Regions from separate parts of the Homo sapiens genome. Here region 2 is linked to region 1. Evidence: chromatin loops called from intact Hi-C (ENCODE). Cell type or tissue: heart left ventricle. All regions are shown on one strand. Links, peaks and the distances in the headings refer to the core of each region. The heading gives the core; the rest is flanking DNA. Region 1 overlaps PIGU (phosphatidylinositol glycan anchor biosynthesis class U). Region 2 overlaps TP53INP2 (tumor protein p53 inducible nuclear protein 2).

The links. Peaks named below come from ENCODE experiments on the same cell type or tissue, not always from the same donor. Only the 100,000 strongest peaks of a DNase experiment are listed, where the experiment ranks them.
Region 2: it touches region 1 in a loop (2.1-fold over the local background); 48 of 110 quality-filtered maps call a loop at or near these places.

What each region holds. Positions count from the first base shown.
Region 1 is chr20:34,576,033-34,581,401 of GRCh38, forward strand. The region is part of intron 10 of PIGU (phosphatidylinositol glycan anchor biosynthesis class U); the gene reads right to left. Among named protein-coding and RNA genes, the nearest start is that of MAP1LC3A, 20 kb to the left of the region's middle. In heart left ventricle, for the core only: a CTCF peak has its summit at 3,249; DNase peaks (open chromatin) are centred at 2,665 and 3,252; H3K27ac peaks cover 2,110 bases.
Region 2 is chr20:34,706,153-34,711,521 of GRCh38, forward strand. It overlaps TP53INP2 (tumor protein p53 inducible nuclear protein 2), which reads left to right. Exons shown (of 5, transcript NM_021202.3): 3 at 2,539-2,711; 4 at 3,084-3,372; 5 at 3,906-5,369. The coding sequence starts at 2,588. The coding sequence ends at 4,155. Among named protein-coding and RNA genes, the nearest start is that of TP53INP2, 4.5 kb to the left of the region's middle. RefSeq lists silencers at 2,373-2,667, 2,767-3,326, 3,367-3,626, 3,877-4,046. In heart left ventricle, for the core only: CTCF peaks have their summits at 2,569 (motif pointing left), 3,791 and 3,991; DNase peaks (open chromatin) are centred at 2,619, 3,469 and 3,999; H3K4me3 peaks cover 2,304 bases; H3K27ac peaks cover 3,993 bases.

The DNA.
Region 1 (5,369 bases), core at 148-5,147:
CTTCCTCATCTGTAAACTGAGGCTACACACCTAGTATGTACTTATAAAAATTAAAAATTAGGGTGGGCATGGTGGATCATGCCTGTAATCCCAGCACTTTGGGAGGCTGAGGTAGGAAGATTGCTTGAGCCCAGGAGTTCAAGACCAGCCTGGGCAACATAGTGAGAGCCCATCTCTAAAAAAATTTTAAAATTTAAAAATAAAAAATGTTTAAAAATAAAAATAAAATGGGGCTAAAATGCACACTTCATTTGGTAAACAAGATGACATGTGAAAAAATGACACAGATATATCACTGGCTACATTAGTTTTCCATTGCTACTATAGCAAATTCCCACAAACTTAGTGATTTAAATAATATTCTTTATTATTAAACAGTTCTGGAGGTCAGAAGTTCCAAAATGGGTCTCACAGGCTAAAATCTCTAGAGGAGAACCCCTTGCTTGCCTTTTCCAGCACCCAGAGGCCCCCTGCATTCCTTGGTTCATGACCCCCTTCCAGCTGCAAATCCAGCAATGGTGGATTGAGGCCTTCTCACATTGCATCACTCAGACCTTCTCTTCTGCCTCCCTCTTCCATCTTTTTTTTAAAATAGACTATTTATTTTGAGATGGAATCTCACTACATTGCCCAAGCTGGAGTGGAGTGGCTGGATCATATCTCACTGAAGCCTCGAATTCCTGGGCTCCAGGGATCCTCCTGTCTCAGCCTCCTGAGTAGCTGGAACTACAGGCATGCACAAAGAAGCCCAGTGGACTTTATTTTTTAGGGAAGTTTTAGTTTCACAGCAAAATTGGGCAGAAGATTTCCCATATTCCCCCCACCTCCACCTCTTCCACTTTGAGGGACACTTGTGATTACACTGGGGCCACCTGGATTGTCCAGGATAATCTCCCCTCCCAAGGTCTTAAAGTCCCTTTGCCATGTAAGGCGATGTCTTCACAGGTTCTGGGGATTACAACGTGGACATCTTTGTGAGGGGAGGGCTACTACCCTGCCTACCACACTGTACTTTTTCCCCCGTTTTAACTCTCTAGGGGTTATCACACAGGAGGATTGTCTGTTACTTTTCTTTATCTTTATCATATTTTTAAAAACTAATAAATATCATTTAAAATAATTAAAAGAATACCTTTTTAAAAAGAACTTAGCACTGTGCCTGGTTCCCAGCAGACACTTAATGAATGGAAGTTCCCTTCTCTTCTCTGATACTGACCTTCAGGAAATCCCTTCTCCCAAGTGACAGTTTTGAGAGACTTAAAGGGTGGAGAAACTCCCAAACATTTAGGCCATTTATATTAGTTGTACAACTTAGTAGAGATGCTATACTGGGGGCTCATGCATTGCAAGGGGCCTAGATGATACAGATGATTCTCAACTCCCGCTACAAAACAAAATCACGGCCGGGTATGGTGGCTCACGCCTGTAATCCCAGCACTTTGGGAGGCTGAGGCAGGTAGATCACCTGAGGTCAAGAGTTCGAAACCAGCCTGGCCAACGTGGCAAAAACCCGTCTCTACTAAAAATACAAAAATTAGCCAGGCATGGTGGCGGGTGCCTATAATCCCAGCTACTCAGGAGGCTGAGGCACGAGAATTGCTGGAAGTGGAGAGGCAGAGGTTGCAGTGAGCCGAGATTGCACCACTGCACTCCAGCCTGAGCAACAGAGCAAGACTCTGTCTCAAAACAAACAAACAAACAAACAAACAAAACAAAATGAAATCACACGGAGAGCCCTCAGACTAGTCAAAGTCTCTAGGGTGGGGTTCAGGCATCCATATGAGGTTTTAAAAGCTTCCCAGGTAATTCCAATATGCAGTCGAGGCTGCGAACCACTGGATTACAGCTGCAGCCCCTTACAGTCTGCAACAGAGATGCCACCCAACTGTGTCAAAAGGAGAATAATCAGGACACGGTAGTTCACAGTTCTTTGTAAAGCTGAATGTTTTCAAGTTACAGTTCATTCTTTATTGAGAAATGATAGGTATCATTTTGTTGTTGTCATTAAAAAGTCCTTCATTTTATAACATGGGGAAGAATGGCTGGTAGTTGATTGTTTTAATGTCTTCAGCAAAATAAAAAGCTGGCAATCTGTCACCCGAGTTTATTGAAACATTAGTGGTCTAAGAAATCCCACAATTTGGACACTGGCCTGGAGGGCTTGCAAGATCCTCTTTTCTAATCTGAAGTTTCTCAATTCTGGGTTTTCAAAGATGAGAGGCCAAAACCCTGACTCAAGCCTCCTGAGACCTCCCAGGAACAAGGAGTCTTGCAAAGGGACGTTTTCACTGAGAATTACTATTATTATTAAACCATGTTACTACCTCAAGAAGGAGAACAAATGCTTCCCACTCCTCTAACCCAACATCACTATGTACATTTCTCAGTGGTTCTTTCTGATCCCCTGGAAATTATTTTGCTGAAAAGAATACAGACTATTCCCAAAATAAAATGTTTGCAGCCTGCCAGACCAGGTGGTTCTTGTTCTGTGCCTCCAGCCAGGGACACAGATTTCAGACAGGGTGACAGGAAGGAAACCAAGTGCAAAGAGACGAGAGAAGCTCACTGGCAGCCTCTGGGTGCTATCTCGAAGGGCTGCAAAGATACATTCCCATGCGGCTAGAGAACCATCACCAGCATGCAGTTGGCTTCTGGCCTGTGGTGACCTCTGCAGGAATGGGGAGCTGCTATTCACTCTTGCTGGCTGACAGGCCAGAAGATTAAAGCTATATATGCCAGAGCAGATGGAGCTGGAGACCTGGGGTACGGGACAGCTTGTTCCAGGCATCAGAAAGCGTCAGAGGTGACCAGGGCCTAACAAGGTGAAAGGCTTCACCCTTCATCAGACTTGCGAGGCCAGATGGAATCAGGTTCCCCACCACATTCACTGGGTGGCTTATCCAATCTCTGGCACCATGATTGATGAACTGGAACTTCAGGCAAGCCACTTTCCCTTCAGAGCCTCAGGCATTCGGAAAGAAAATCTCACCTGAAAAATCCAGTCCAATCAGAAGGGGAACAGGGGGGATTTGGGGACTTCAAAGGCCATGGTGATATTCCCTTTCTTAAACGAGGTGCCAAAACACGTGGGAATATATTTTATCATGATTCTTTATATGTATATCTATCAACATTCTTTTATCGCTATACAATAGTAATAAAAACAAAACAAACACACACACAAATCCAGCCCTTTGGTAACTGGCTCCTTCTGCTGTACCATGCAGGCTGGCATGGGTTCTGCCAGCAGGCTGTTCCCTAACACCACAATTGTGCGTCTGTATGACTCATCCAAGCTCCAGAGAGTCCAGCGTCTGGGACCTACACTCAGGGAGGGGCCACGTTCCTTTTCTCCTCTCCACTGCACAGGAAAACAGAAAGGTGAATGTGGGAGCATGCATGTTAGCGCTGACAGCTAATGTTTAAATGGAATTCCTAGCCACATTAAATATATTCAACGTAGGCTTAAACACGTCTCAACACATACATCCCACTCATAGGTCCTAAGGACCAGGGCTGATGCTGCTCCCAGCTAATAATGATTCACAGTTGTCAAGCCCCAAGCAGGTTCTCCAAGCACGTGTACTCCCTGCTGCAGGAGCAGTGAAGCAAAGGTGGACAGCTACTGTTCTCTGCAGGATCTTCAGACAACCTGAACCTGCAGACTATGTGCCCTGCCAGCCAGCAAAAGCAACTATTAGATCATTCAGGTTTCTGGAAACCCCATCCTTCTTCTTTGTGCCTCCTCACCCCAGAGGGCATAAAATAGTTTATTCGTCTTGAAAAATATGTTTATTCTGATGACTCTGGCTACCAAGCCCGAAGCTCTGATCACGGAACTATGTGAGAGACTCCCCTGCATAATTATTACTCACGATACTAACTGCAGTGCTATTTACAGATATTCTTTCTCAAACTTAACACACTCATGAGTTATTTTCTTTATTTGATTAATGGAAAAATCAGATGCTCAGAAAGGTTAAATGATGTGCCTAAGAACACATGGGGCTCGTAATGGCAATGCCAGGAATCGGAGTCAAGTGACTCTCCAGACTGCTCAGCAAATGGGATGAAAGACAGTCACTGAGAGAGAAAGAGTGCCCAGTGTGGGATGGGCAACCACAAAAATCCATTCTACATTCTTGAAATCCACTATCACAAACTGAGGCATGTCCATGTTTTGGTGGTCTCATGGTTTGTCACTGGCCACTCTGCCGAGGGGCCCCAAGCTGACTCTCAACCTGCTGGACTGGGTGACTCTTGTCTGTGCAGAGAGGATGTCACCACAGAAGACACTGCTTCCTCCTCCCAGTCAGGCCAGATGGGTCACAGCCCCACTAGGCCATCACCTGCAGGCGTAGCCCTGGCTCAGCTGCCCACACCACTGTTTACCTTCACTCAGAGGCACACTCCTATAGGTAGGCTGCTTCCCACAGCTAGTCAGTTTCACTTCCTGGTTGACACCCAAAACAACAACAAAGATTCACTTCCTCTGAAGCCTGCACTCCCTAGTTCATTCTTGACACCTTGCTGGACACCCACAGCAGGCAAGGAAAGTTCAACAGCTCCCTTCCATGCCTCGTTTAGAGAATCAGGTGGTGCTGGGCCACTGACACTGCCTCTTTATTGGGGAGGTTTAAAAACCCGCTCCACAAATGTTTGCAAGGTCTTCTATGTGTCAGCTTCAGTCCTGAGTGCTGGGGACACAAAGGTGAATGAGTTGTGATATCTACCCTGACGGAGCCCCCAAACAATGAAAAGAACCCACCATAGAGGGCTAAGAGCACTGGGGGCCTAGGCAGCACAGATAGGTCACCACTAAGCCACCTCTGAAGAGGGGATGGTTAGAGCTTAGAGGGGTTGTCACAGTGGGCAGGGAAGTCTAACTTTGCCCCTCTGCCTTCTAGTAACCTTTGGGTGCAGCGCTGGGGAATGGTTCAAAGCCCAGGGCATAGAGTTCTGCTGTCTAGTATGGTAGCCTAGCTACATGTGGCTTCTGAAATTTAAATTAAAAATTCAGGTTCTCAGGCACACAAGTGGCTAGTTACCCTATTGAACTGTGCAGACAGAGGACTTTTTCATCATCATAAAGCCCTGCTGGACAGCACTGGGTAGGGGTTCACAGATCTGGATTCCAATCCCGGCTCTTCTAATTAGAAGTCACGTGACTTTGAATGAGTGGCTCTACCTTTCTGTACCTCAGTTTTCTCATCTGCAAAACGTGGATACTTACCTCAAAGGCTGGTGTGAAGATCAAATGAGCTAATTAATGCATGTAACACTGTGAGAGCCACAGTGGCCAGGTACACAGTAAGTGCTCAATAAATGGCAATTATTTTTATCATCACAAGTCCGCGGCACCTGGAAGC
Region 2 (5,369 bases), core at 57-5,056, 130 kb after region 1:
TGGTGTGGCTAGGTCAAGGTCTTTTTCACCTCCCTGTACCCCTGCATCATTGTATTCTTGGGGATTGTTTGCTGAGTCTTTCCTGACTGTGTACACTCTGGACTGGATGCACAGTAACGTGGGACTAGGTCTGCCCTGCCACTATCTAGCCATGTATTTTTGGATAGATTTATGTCTTCTTTCTGATCATCAGATTTTAAAATGGGCTGGGTGAATATGATGGTCCCTGAAACAGCTCTTAACTTCTCTTTCATATTCCATGAATTAGTAGGTTCTTGGAAGGAGGATGTGCCTCATCAAGGCCTCGATATTCCCTTCCTTCAAGAGGGGCCAAACTTTCTGGGCTTTTGGTAATGGAGTCACTAGCTCCCTGTGGCTACATATGGGTTGGGATACATGAATTGTGCTGGGTGGACACTAGTTGGGGGTGGCCCCACCTTCTTAATCCCTGTAGATCTCCCACCCCCATCCCACCAGAGAAGCCAGCATCTTAAGCCTACTGTGAGTCTGCAGATGTGGAAATATTCTCAGGGTATGGAAGTGAGGTGATTCTGCAGCAAGTGTGAAAACATTTCTAGGGAATGGGGGAGGTAGCAATAAGCATGGCAATACTGCAGGTGGATTAGCAGAAAGAGGAGAAATGCCTTCAGGGAAGTCTGGACATGCCCCCAGGAAGTTCTACAGGAAGTGTGGAAACACCCTTAGAGAATGGTGACAAGTGTCTCAGCAGCAAAACCGTTGAGCATCTTTAGGGAACAGGTGTGGAGAGTCAGTCAGGCTTCAGGTACTGGGGGAGTATGGCCAGCAGCCCCCAGCCAAGCTCTAGTCCTGAGGTAGGCTGGCATGGGGAGGGGGTAGATCTAGAGCTACCACCTTGGTGTTTCCATTTCTGCAGTAGGGGGCCTCCCTCTTCATCTTCACCCAGGGAAGGATTGGTTAAGGGCTTACCTCGGTCTGGGTCCAACCCTCAGTGCTCATCCTTAAGGGCTCCTGGGAACTGACAGCTCCCTCCCTTCATCATCACCTCCCACTGACCTGCTGTCTCACTGAGCCCAAGCAACCTGATCTTCCTCCTACCCCTGGATGCTGCCCTTGAACAGGAGCCTGGGAAAAGGGGGTCAGAGGGGGGAGGGCCTGCCGGCATGCCATCTTTACACTTCATATGACAGACACAACCGAGGTGTGCCAAATCACATGGTAAGATGGTAGCAGTTCTATGGGATTTCTGCTGGCCAGTGCTTTTCAAACCACACAGGCTCCAGGAGTGGTTCTTAATCTCTGGGGTCAAAGATTGCTGTTTAGGAAATCATGATGAAAACCAAGGTCCTTTTTCCCAGAAAAATACACATGGACCATGACCCCTGGCCACCAAATTGAAAATATCAAATTCAGACAGACACCCAGAAAAGGCAATAGAATATAGTGATTCTGGGTGCTGCCTCTGGAATCTGATTGTGTGGATTCAATCCCACCTTTGTCTCCTACTAGCTCTGAGACTTTGGGACAGTTAACTTCTCTGAGCCTCAATTTCTTAACTGTAAAGTAAGGACAGTAATTATCCACTTCCTGTAGTTGTTGTGAGGATTACATGAGGTAATATAGGTAAAGCTGCTTAGCATAGTGCCTGGAACATAAATGTTAGCTATATCATTATTATTATTTTGAGACCAAGTTTCGCTCTGTCACCCAGGCTGGAGTGCAGTGGCACCTCGCAGGTTCCAGTGATTCTCCTGCCTCAGCCTGGGATTACAGGCACCTGCCACCACGCCCAGCTAATTTTTGTATTATTAGTAGAGATGGGGTTCACCACGTTGGCCAGGCTGGTCTTGAACTCCTGGCCTCAAGTGATTCACCCACTTCTGCCTCCCAAAGTGCTGGGATTACAGGCGTGAGCCACTGTGCCCGGCCTAGCTATATTATAATGATAACAAGCAGACAATATGGGCAATTTCCTCCCTGCCTGGAGAACTCCTATTTACTCCTCAGAGTGCAGCTTGGATGTCCAATTCTCTGGAGACCTTCCCTGGCAGAGCTGTGTCATGTGTCACTCTATGTTCCTAAAGCACCCTGTAATAATAACTAATTTATTAGTTTGTTGAGTGCTTACCATATGCCCAGACAGTTCTAAGCACTTTATAAGTGTTTAGCTCATTTAATTCTTCCTCCTCCATCTTTTTTTCTCATTCAATAACTTTGGTATAGCTCATTTAATTCTTATTAGAGCCTGGAGGAGGATACTATTATTAGCTTATTTAATTCTTATAAGAGCCCGGAGGAAGGTACTATTATCATTGTCTTTTGACAGATGAGAAAACTAAGGCACAGATAAGTTAAATAACTTTCTAAAATCATACAGAAGATAAAAAAAAAACCCTGGATTTGAATGCAGAAAGCACATCTTCCCAAAGCGTCCGCACACATCCCCGTTGTGTGTACCCTTCTCCCTGCTCTGGGGGTGATATCTTCTGGCCTCTTCCCCAGGCCAGGAGTGGGGTGAACCTCAATCAGTGGTGGCTCTCACGTCCTTCTGATTCCCAGGTTTTTGCACTGCCATAGGGCGCCCCCGTGAGGCGCTTCGCCCCCCACCATGTTCCAGCGCCTCTCCAGCCTCTTCTTCAGCACCCCCTCGCCCCCCGAAGACCCCGACTGCCCCCGCGCCTTCGTGTCGGAGGAGGATGAAGTGGACGGCTGGCTCATCATTGACCTGCCGGGTGAGGCCTGGGTCTGTCTCCTGGGCCTGTGAAGTCATTCTAAGGGCAGATGGCCTAGCAGCGGAGGGGAAGGGCGCTGCTGGGGGACGGGGGAGTCCCCCAAGCCTACTGGAGGTGGGGTCACGGGGCCCCTTCCCATGAAAGCCGGGGCTCTCTCCTGGCGGCCCAGGAGAGGCCCGCACGTCAGGTCCCCTAGGGCAGCAGGGCGAGACGCCTGGCCCGTGGGTGCCCCGGGGCGCTGCGGACGGGCTGCGGGTCTGACTAACGATGCCCTTTCTCTCCCCGCCCCCTTGTCCGGTGTGTGTGTGTGTGTGTGTGTGTGCCTCCTCGCTGCTCCCCTCCTCTGCACGGCTCCCATCCCGCGCCCCGTAGACAGCTACGCGGCTCCACCCAGCCCCGGGGCCGCCCCTGCCCCCGCGGGCCGCCCTCCGCCCGCGCCCTCCTTGATGGACGAGAGCTGGTTTGTTACCCCTCCCGCCTGTTTTACGGCAGAGGGGCCTGGACTCGGTCCCGCCCGCCTCCAGAGCAGTCCCCTGGAGGACCTCCTCATCGAGCACCCCAGCATGTCCGTTTACGTCACCGGCAGCACCATAGTGCTAGAGCCCGGGTCCCCTTCCCCGCTCCCGGACGCGGCCCTGCCTGACGGCGACCTCAGCGAAGGGTGAGCGGGCCGGGGGCGGAGCCTGGAGGCCCAGGGAGACGGATCTTGGAGGCCAGGGTCCAGGCTAGGAGGCTGGGGTAGTGGGGCCAGGAGCCCGCCCCGCGCTCGAGGGGGTAGCGGCCTTGGGAGGGTTGCCTTTGAGACAAAGTGGGGGGCCGGTGGGCCTCCGGGCGAGGCTAGAAGCGGGCCTGAGGACGGAGGGGCGGGGCTTGAGAGGGAGGGGCGTGGCCAAGAGGCTGGGGCCGGGGTTGGAGGCTTGAGGAGCGTGGCTGGAGCGCCTAGGGAGTGGGACTTAAACAGAAAGGCAAGGGTGGAATAGGGGGTGGGGGTCCAGTCTCCCCCGAGGTCCAGTTTACCTGTTAAGGGCTAGAACCGAGGAGGCACCTCCGGGTTGGTACCCACAAGAAGGGCGTCGGGCACCCCAATCTGAACAGACACAGAACTGAGCCGAAGCAAGGGTGGGAGATGGCAGCGCCCTCTAGACCCCCCGCCCAGCTTACCCGGCTTGACCGAGCCTGGCTCTGTCCTCACAGGGAATTGACGCCCGCCCGCCGCGAGCCGCGGGCCGCGCGCCACGCCGCTCCTCTCCCAGCGCGGGCGGCGCTGCTGGAGAAGGCGGGCCAGGTGCGGCGGCTGCAGCGGGCCCGGCAGCGGGCAGAGCGCCACGCGCTGAGCGCCAAGGCGGTGCAGCGGCAGAACCGAGCCCGCGAGAGCCGTCCGCGCCGGTCCAAGAACCAGAGCAGCTTCATCTACCAGCCGTGCCAGCGCCAGTTCAACTACTGAGCGTCCACCGGCCGCGCCACGAACCCCTTGCCGATCCCGATCCCTGTCGGGCTCCTCCGACTCCTCGGGCTGGACACCGAAACCTCCCTTCTTAAAGCGTGTGAGGTTGGGTGATAGCCGTTCCTTCCCCGACACCCTCAATTTCCCCATCTCTGATCCTCTAATCTGCCTCTGAACCCATTCACCCTTCACCCTCACTCCTGGTCCCCATACCCAGCATCTAATCATCCATGCCCCCTACTCCTGGCCCCTCCATCCTTTCTTCTCTGGTCCCCATCCCTGTCTCTCCCTTTCACCCTTGCCCTCCAGTCCTCTACCTCTGGCCTGCCCCTATTTCTGAAAGCTTCTTCCAGTCCCTGATCTGGCTCATTCCCCACCTTCAACTCCCACCTTACATGTCTCACACTATCCCATGGTTGGCATTACACTCACTCCTGTTCCCTTATTCTTCATTCCCAGTAATTCCCTACCAAATGGTGGGGACCCTGAGCCCAGCTCTGACCAGGTAGAGCCTGTGCAGCCTGGGCTGCTGTCATTGCCCTCCAGTAAGGGCTCAGGGTTTTGCTTTTAGTCTCCCCTTCCTTCTGCCTTGGGGGCGGTACTCTGTGGAGCTGCTTAGGCCTGGAAAGGTACAGTATGTAGAAGAGGACTGTGAGACGTGAGTTAGAGGGAGAAGATGGAGGGAATCTAGGGAACGAGGCAGCCTATTGGAGATGCGGACAGGACAGACACGTTGAGAAGCTGCAGGGAGCAGGGCACCAAGGGAGTGTGCACTGTGCTTGCTCAGAGAGGCCAAACCCTGCTCCCAGGCTGAAGCCTGGAGTCTGCCCCCACTTCCCTTTTCTATAATCCACCCTTCTGCAGGCCCTGAAATCTGAAGGGCTTAGTTAGTACCTTGCCACTCTACCCCCAACACGTCACCCGAGTAGAAGCTGGGCAAGGCCCTACCATCCTGGCCGTCTGTTCACAAGCCCAAGGTGCTAGAACTAGCTTAGGAGACATGCAGGCCACAGGGCTTCTAGGCAGGGAAAGGGCACACACCCTAGGTCAGCGTGCAGAGCAGTGATGCTGGAGGACACACCATGGGGTGAAGCCATCCCAAGGCTGACAGCTCAGTCTTCACCTTGCCTCTGGCCTTGTATTTCACACCCTGCTCAGTATGGCTAGCCAGCAGTCCTGAGTAGGAGTCCAGGACTCCCACTGTCTCAATCTGC